Linked DNA regions of Homo sapiens: region 2 is linked to region 1. A link is a contact called in ENCODE Hi-C or POLR2A ChIA-PET data. All regions are on one chromosome and are shown on one strand. The core of a region is the stretch at or near the end of the contact, and the rest is flanking DNA. Distances in the headings are between cores, read along the strand shown.

Region 1 (4,241 bases), core at 1,064-3,563:
ACACAAATCACTTACTGCTGGGGAATCCTCCTTACTCTCACGCCCCCATTCTCTACTGAGCGTCTCTCCTTTTTCCCACTTCTCTAGCCCTCCACTCAGTCCCTACTGCAGCTCACTTCCTTCACCCACTCACAACTTGATATTTGCTGGGTTCTGTCCTCGACGCTCTCTCCTCATCACTGGGACATTCTCACCGGTTTACTTCATGCCCTCCTGCGATCTCAGCCACTTCCAGTATCTAGTAGCTCCCAAATCTGCATCTCTAACTAGAGACTGACATTTCCAACCGTCTAGTGACCATCATTTGCATGTCCTGATGGCACATCAAGGTCAGCATTACCCCCTGACCATCACCACCATTGCCCCAGTAACCTCAGCAAAACTTCCCATCCCTCGTCCCTCCCTGGTCTGCTACAGCACACTGTGTAATTCTGTTTGTTCATTGTGTCTGTCCCTCTAGGTCCTTCTCTGAGACCATATATTTACTCTAGTGATGCTTGCCTTCTTCCTTTTTAAAATTTTATTTATTACCAATTATTTTTTATTGGTAAAATTGGTAAAAATTTTATTTATTACCAATTATTTTTTATTGGTAAAATTGGTAAAAATTTTATTTATTACCAATTACTATTTACCTAACTCAACTGTAAGTAAGCTCCATAGTTGGAGTGAAACAATGCCTTCTACTTTTTAACTCCATTTGTTGCCTGGCACATAATTTTTTTTTCATTTTTATTTCAATCCTACGGAAAAGTTGCAAGAATAATCCAAGGAACTCAAGTATGTTTCACTTTGATTAACCAATTGTGAGAACATTGTGCTACATTTGATGTATTCCTTTCTCTATGCGTATATTACAATATGATTGCTGAATCATTTGTGAGCAATTTGCACACACTATGGTCCCTTACCTCTAAACACTTCAGCTTGTATTTTCTAAGAACAAGGACATTCCTCTTCATACAACTGTCAAATTCAAGAAATTTAACAATGACACTATATTATTCACCAATTATCTCAATAATGTTCCTTAGAGAAACAATAAATGCATTGCATGTAGCTGCCAAGTATATTTAGTCTGTTGAATCTGGAACAGTTTTGCAGCCTTTTTTTGTCTTCTGGCACAAGGTTCCATCTGCAATGCACTGAGAAAAACACACCTCTTATCCAATTGCCAAAAGTGCCCCAAATGATTAACTTGAATCTAATCATGAGAAAACATTAGATATACCCAAATCGAGGAACATTCCACAAACTGCACTCTTTCTAAACACATTGCTGGGCGCGGTGGCTCACCCTTGTAATCCCAGCACTTTGGGAGGCTGGGGCAGGTGGATCACCTGAGCTCAGGAGTTCAAGACCAGCCTGGACGACATGGTGAAACCCCATCTCTACTAAAAATACAAAAATTTGCTGGGCGTGGTGGTGCATGCCTGTAACCCCAGCTACTCGGGAGGCTGAGGCAGGAGAATTGCTTGAGCCTGGGAGGCGGATGTTGCAGTGAGCTGTGATCGCACCATTGCACTCCAGCCTGGGTGACAAGAGCAAGATTCCACCTCAAAAAAATAAAAATAAAAATAAAAATAAACACATCAAGCTCATTCCCACCCAAGGGCCTGGCACCGCTCTTGCTGTTTCTAAGACTATTCCAATTCAGCATGTTATCTCCTTGGGGAGCCAACCCTACCCACCCTACCCAGACTAGACTTTAGCCCTCACCCCATTCCATCTCCATCCTGTTATTCTGCTTTATTTTCTTTTCAAAGGACTTAACACTCTAAAATTACCTTGTTTGTCTATTTGTTTACTTTTTAAAAATCTATTTCTCACACCAGGATATAACTTTTTTTTTTTAAATGTAGTCTCGCCCTGTCGCCAGGCCAGAGGGCAGCGGCGTGATCTCGGCTCACTGCAACCTCTGCCTCCCGGTTTCAAGCAATTCTCCTGCCTCAGCTTCCCGAGCAGCTGGGACTACAGGTGCGCACCACCATGTCCAGCTAATTTTTTGATTTTTTGTATTTTTAGTAGAGACGGGGTTTCACCATGTTGGCCAGGATGGTCTCCATCTCTTGACCTCGTGATCCTCCCACCTCAGCCTCCCAAAGTGCTGGGATTACAGGCGTGAGCCACCGCACCTGGCCGCGGATATAACTTTTGTGAAAGGGGGACCGTATCTAAAAGAGCACCTGCTTGAAAATGGGCACTCATTTTAGAGTTGGTCAAGGAAAAAAGTTCTTTATCTTCAGTGCCTAACAGAGTGCCTAAGACTCAATAAATGTTTGTCAAGTGGGTGACTAATACAATGTATGATTCACTAAGCAGAATATTTATGGTTCCCATTTCCTCCTGAGTTTTCATTTTTGCTTACTCCAAACATTCATAAGATTTCAACAATAAGAGTTCCTTTTCAGTGTTCAACTATCCATTTCTTTTAGTCTGAAGTAGAAAAGACTTAGGGAAATGGGACAATTATAGTCAAGTCTTAAAATTGTTCCTTCTTGCACAGATATTGAGGTTAGACTATGATGGCCTTAATATGCTGAAAAATGCATTTTTATATGAAGCTAATAAGGAAGATTCAAGAAGAAAAGCATAAGGGAAATTCAGTCAATGAAAAGGAAGTCATTTCAGTTACTCAGAAATATAATTCAGATATTTATTTTTATGAGACTGACCCACTCCCTATGGCACTAATGAGGGAACTCAGATATTTATTGATTTATTATTTACTAATTATTATTGTCATTATTATTTTTAGAGTCAAAGTCTTGCTCTGCACACAGCCTGGAGTGCAGTGGCGTGATCGTGGTTCACTGCAGTCTCTAAACTCTTGGGCTCAAGCGATCCTCCAGTCTCAGTATCCTGAGTTGCTGGGATTACAGGTATGGGTCACCATGCCTGGTTTAGACAGTTATTTTTATGAGCAATATCTGAACATGTAGATATATAAACTATCAGCAATAGCTGTGCTGGTATCAGTAAGAGAAAGAATGAGGTGCTACTGGTCTGCCTCAGCAATGCCTTTGAACTTCTCTGCCTTAGATCAAAGCCACCAAAGCACCAATATCAAAGGAAAGAAAGTTGGAAGCAAAACAAAGAAATAAGGAAACCTTGGGTAAAAGAGCATAGCATAAATAATTCCTGGCTCAGCAAATGTTACTCCCTTTTTCAATTAAAAAAAATCAAGTTGTCCTTGAACATGGAAAAAAGTAAGTCTTTATAATTATTAGTCAACTCAATTCAAGTACAAACCAAGGAGTATTCACTATTGTTTGAAATACACTACACATTATATTTGGTAACAGTAAGTAAATACACAAGCAGTCTCTTTAAAATATGCAAAGAAAAAGTTTGGCATTCAAAAAGCTCTCCCCTACCTTTTCTTTGAAGATTTTATCTCATCTCTAAAGCCAGGTGGTCAAAGAGCAGATAGATACCAAGAGAAACTAAATGTTAAAGCTAAAATGAAGTTGGATGTGTAAACGGATTAACTGGTTATCATTTATTGAGACTTTTTTATTCTGAAATAATTTTAGAATTCCAAAAAAGTTACAAAACAAAACAGAGTTTCTATATGCCCTCTAGCCAGCTTCCCCTAATAATAACGACTTATACAACTAAGGTAATCTATTAAAACCAAGACATTGACATTGTTACAACACTATTAACTAAGTAATAGGCCTTATTCCAATATAATCAGTTTTTTTTTCACTAATGTCCTTTTTCTAGTCCAGAAGCCATTTAGTTTTCATTTTTCCTTAGTCTCCCCAAATCCTGACCTTGACACTTTTGAAGAGTCCTGGTCAACATATTGTAGAATATCCTTCAAGGTGGGTTTGTCTAACGTTTGCTCATAATTAGATAGTCATTATTTTTAATAGTATAAAGCATTTTAATTTAAAACAAGGGGAAACATTTAATTACTCATCTAATTCACTTCCTACCAATAGAGTACAATTTCTAAGCTTTTGTCTGGCTTATTATTTCATAGACAAAAGGCATTTATTCCCTTGGGTAATTGGGGAAAAATAATCCTGTTAATTTTTACAGCCACATCCCAAATATTTTACATATTTCTATTCTTCACAGTGACGTCACCAAATTTGCATTTTAGCACTTTTAGCAGCTCTCTTACCAAATTTTTGTCTGGTTGATCTACAAAATACTAAGAGATATGTTTAAAATATTCTCTTTAGTTGTGGATTTGTCTATTTGTCCTTATAGATTTTTGCTTCTGCCAA
Region 2 (4,241 bases), core at 796-3,295, 560 kb before region 1:
TAGAGGTGGATTCTCAGGGGTTATGAGGCTAAAACCAGGGCCCACTGATGAATGATGCATGAACCCATGTGACTCCACAGCAATTCACCATAGAGTTTTCATCAGGGTCTCTCAACGGTAAGTCCCAATCACAATCAATTATTATCCACAAGATAAATGTTGCTCTAAGTTTTCTCTAAATCTAATTACGTGGCATAATTAATAGTCTCAGGATAACAGCCATGGTCGTCTCTATTGTTGGTGTTACCCTGGAGTCCCCACTTTTTTTTATTGTAAGCCTTGCTAAAGGCCTTTAAACTAAAACACTTCATTACACTGAAAAAAGGCATGAACCTACTCCGTTTAAGCCAGAGATTCTCATCAGTGATGATGATAGCTGTTGTTGACTAAGGGCCTACAATGGTCCATGAACTGCAATAGACACTTCCTACACAATTTCCCCCTTATCCACAATAACCCAAGGAGATGGGTCTTGCTTTTTCCATTTAATAATTTGATATCATCTAGATCTGTGGAGCACTGAAGAGCATGATACATTTCAGAATGGTAAGAACAGATGGGAAAAATGAGGACTTTCCAGGTCCTCCTGGCCATGTCTAGCAAATAAGCATCTATTAAATGACTGAATGATGTAACATCTGTTGACAGTCCACAGGCTAAATAGACTGTGAGGAATCCAAAAAAATACAAATAGTTTATAGGGAGATTAGGAAATACATGCATAAAGAGTGAGAGAAAAATCCAGGTTAACTTTAAAAATGCAAAGAAAAAAACCCCACACAACAGTAACATTCAGTTTTGTATACCTGGCACAAAGTCCATAGTAGGAACTCAATAAACATTGAATTATTGAATAAATGAATGAAATCAACCAACTAACCAAATCCTAGACTGTGTGGTAGTGACTGTAAGAATTGAAATAGTCTAGAGAGGAAATTCATTATGGACTGGGGTAGTCGCAAAACTTCCCGAATAAGGTGAGCTAGGCCTAGAAAAATGAGAAATAATTGAATGATATGCAGGAAAACTGAATTCCCATTGGGCAGAGGGGATACTGTGGGCAGGCCCAGAGTCTCCACCATGGCCCCCTTTGCAGCTCCAGCTCCCATCCTTCCTCCGCAGCTGCTGCTTCACGGGCTTTTGCCCTGGGCCCATCACTTCTGTTCTGATTTGCCCTACACTTCAGCTCTGTCCAGCTAGTTCTCAGAATGTCTTGAAGTTGGCATCTTGGATTAACCAGGAATGCCTCTGTCCTTTGGTGTGGAGTGGAAAAACAAACAACGTGTGTCCTATGGATGATTCCGGGTTTTTGCAAGCAAAGTAATAAATTATTCTAAATGGGGCAGAAATGATGACGAATATCTCCCACTCCCAAGCAGCTGTGAAAATGGCTTCCCATGGAAATTTTGGCATTTGAGAGACCCTCTCCAAACTTCCAGAAAGACATTCCGAGCAGGTCCTCACAACAACCTTTCAATTCCCCTTGTGCCTCGGCCACAAAATCGGGGCCAATATAAACCCAGCCTCCTCAGACCTTGGCGACTGGGGCTCAACACAAAACCTTGGGTTCCTCCATACACTGAGGTTTTGTTTCCCAGGTGTCAGAAAGGCATCTTCTAGCTCAGGTTTCCTGAGCCGTTTCCAGCTTGGCTTCTGTCAGAGATTCCTGGAGTCAGAGTCACTTGGTCATTGGTCTCATGAGAGGTAGAGCTGCCCCGTATCAGGGCCATGAATCAGTTGGACTTTTAGAAAAATCCATATCTCCAGTTGTGGAGAAAAATTGTTGATTGTGGTATGACCACATGCTTCATATGACTGATTGCTTTTTTATTCTGAAAAAGGCTCCTAATGCTACAACATTGTGTGTCAGTCTTGCCCTCTTTGATGCTGTTTTTCAGGAACAATAGGAGACATGAGGAGCCCTGCTCAGCAGCAGATCCGCTTTTCTGGGGCACAGCTCACTTTTGTAGGGAAAAGAGTGGTTTCGCTTTGTACAGGGTTGAGAGACAGCTTCTGTTTGCTTACTGCTCTCCTGAGCCAGCAGTACTGTCCTTGATAGAAAAGAGGAGCTGCCAGCCGCTGTGTTATCTCATGAAAAAGACAACTATAAACTATGTCAGCATACAGTGCCTTGAATTTCTACAATAGCGTTTCTGCCCTTCAAGAGCAAAGAAGTGCCAAGAAGATCCTAAGAAAGAAGTGCACAGAAGATCCTAAGAAAGAAGCGAAGGAACAAGGATGGAGTATGAAAGTTTAACTAGTCTGAGAAGGAGGCAGACAGGGGCCAAATCCTGCAGTGAGAAATATAGTCTTGAGGTTTGGGTGCCAGTCTTTAATAAAATACTTTCTTGTGAGGGCTGAAAGTTTTTTCCCCCTGGGTTGTAAAAACCCTGGGTCTATGAATCCAACTTTTTGGTGGCAAAAATCCTGATATTTCTTGCATAATAGTTTTAAAAACTCACTCTGCCATAGGAACAGAAACAAAACAATAATGCAGGAAAAGTCTATATGGATCTGGAGGAAATATTTTTTATTACTGAGATCAGAGCATCCACTGTGTGGATCATACAACTCTGGCTAATTTTACTTCCTGTCTGGGGTACTTTTTCTCAGTAAAAGTTCGGGGTGGGGAGTCTTAACACTTAATAGGCCTGCCTTCTCTGAAGTTCCCAGATTGCCCACATGAAAGCTGTCAGCACGTGCCAGCCCTCCACCGAAGAAGGCACAGGTTCAGGACCTGGCACCATGTAGCTGAGTGGCACTGCTCCCAGAACTCTCATCCAATAAAGAGCCATTGTGGGATCTGGACCCTACAATGTACAGGACAAACGACTGAAATGAAAAGCACAATGCACGTGAGTGGAAACAGAAACCTGAATGGAGTGGTAATCACTTCCTTAGTGTGGATCACATCATTTATCATGGGACTTCATTCTGTAATTCAGTCCTTGCCTAGTGTAATAGTACAGATTTCCATTTATTAGTTGATAAGTGAGAATGATTACTGTGATAACCATTAGGCAACACAGGTTACTAGTGGTGGTGGGGAAGAGAAGTGGAAAATTGTCATGGGAGGTGGGAAGGGATTGGCATTCATCAGAAAGAGACAAAAACACAAGAAAAGAGAAGGAAGGGCTGATTCCATTAAGCAACACAGGTTCCTAGCAGTGGTGGGGAAGAAAAGTAAAAAATTGTTAGGGGAAGCGGGAAGGGATCAGCACTCATCAGAAAGAGACAAAAACACGTGGAAAGAGAAGGAAGTGCGGATTCTCTATGTATGTGATCAATACAAGCTGCAATTCAGCTATTGAGGAATTTGAGACTATGTCTAATGGCATAAGAAACTAAGTCAGGCCCAGAGATTCGAAATAGCTATGATTTCTATGTGAGAATGAGGGATGAGGCACAAAGTGGGGTTAGAGCCAGGGGGAAAGGTGGAGCTTAAGGGGAGCTGCTGTACCGCTGATACCCAATGTGAGCTTTAGGTCCCAGAGGCTGTAGAGCTAGAGCTTAGATCCAAATACCAAGAGGCTAGGAGGAGTCAGGGCACTAATTCAGGCTGAACCATAGTTTCCATCTTGGTGACATAGAGTAACTCTTTATACAACAGCCAGCCTCACTACATTGAAAACAAAAACAAAACAAAAACAAAAACAAAAACAAAAAACAGATGTTGCTCTTAGCTAAGCTTTCTCAAACAAATAAATACGAAGGGGCAGTAGAATCAGACTTCATAGAGCAAATGGAAAATGTTCTTTCAGCTGGACAATTTATTGCATTCCACATTCTTCTGTTTTAGAAACAGGTTTTTCTATCTCTAAGCCAACTATATTTTTAGCTAGTCAGTTTTGACCAGAAACATGGTCTGTCTCAAATAACCCTCTTTCTTTACTATCTGGAGCCTGGAATTGGTCACAATTTCTTAACAGAATTACTTGGTCTACTTATTTTCAGACATAATATAACTATCAACTAACATATGTCTATATACATGTACCATTTGAATAAAAACATCCTATCTGTGAAAGCATACAAAAATTTTAGCTCAAAGGCCATTTGATTCAATGCCAAATTACAATTTTTCATGTGTCTATTTGGCTAGCATGGTTCTACCTTTATAAGGAATCTGCAATGTTGGTAGGTTATTTTAAAACGTGTGTCAGTAGTTTCTTTCTATTTATGACATTATGCCTTTGGAGTGGGTAGATCGTATCTGGTTGAAAACTACAAATAAACATTTC

Evidence for each region. A loop is a pair of places that touch in the nucleus more often than their neighbours do. ChIA-PET counts read pairs that join two places held with the same protein, here RNA polymerase II (POLR2A).
Region 2: a map of CD4-positive, alpha-beta T cell shows a loop between it and region 1 (3-fold over the local background). The contact joins two enhancer-like sites. A Hi-C loop is called at or near these places in 1 of 168 maps with a recorded cell type or tissue (CD4-positive, alpha-beta T cell). POLR2A ChIA-PET finds 5 or more read pairs at or near these places in 1 of 52 experiments (activated T-cell).

What each region holds. Positions count from the first base shown.
Region 1 is chr6:151,500,788-151,505,028 of GRCh38, reverse strand. The region is part of intron 1 of CCDC170 (coiled-coil domain containing 170); the gene reads right to left. Among named protein-coding and RNA genes, the nearest start is that of CCDC170, 8.9 kb to the right of the region's middle. Within about 2 kb of position 2,313, at least 2 of the 41 ENCODE cell types and tissues checked have a DNase peak (open chromatin) inside an H3K27ac peak, as active enhancers do.
Region 2 is chr6:152,061,160-152,065,400 of GRCh38, reverse strand. The region is part of intron 6 of ESR1 (estrogen receptor 1); the gene reads right to left. Among named protein-coding and RNA genes, the nearest start is that of ESR1, 260 kb to the right of the region's middle. Within about 2 kb of position 2,045, at least 4 of the 41 ENCODE cell types and tissues checked have a DNase peak (open chromatin) inside an H3K27ac peak, as active enhancers do.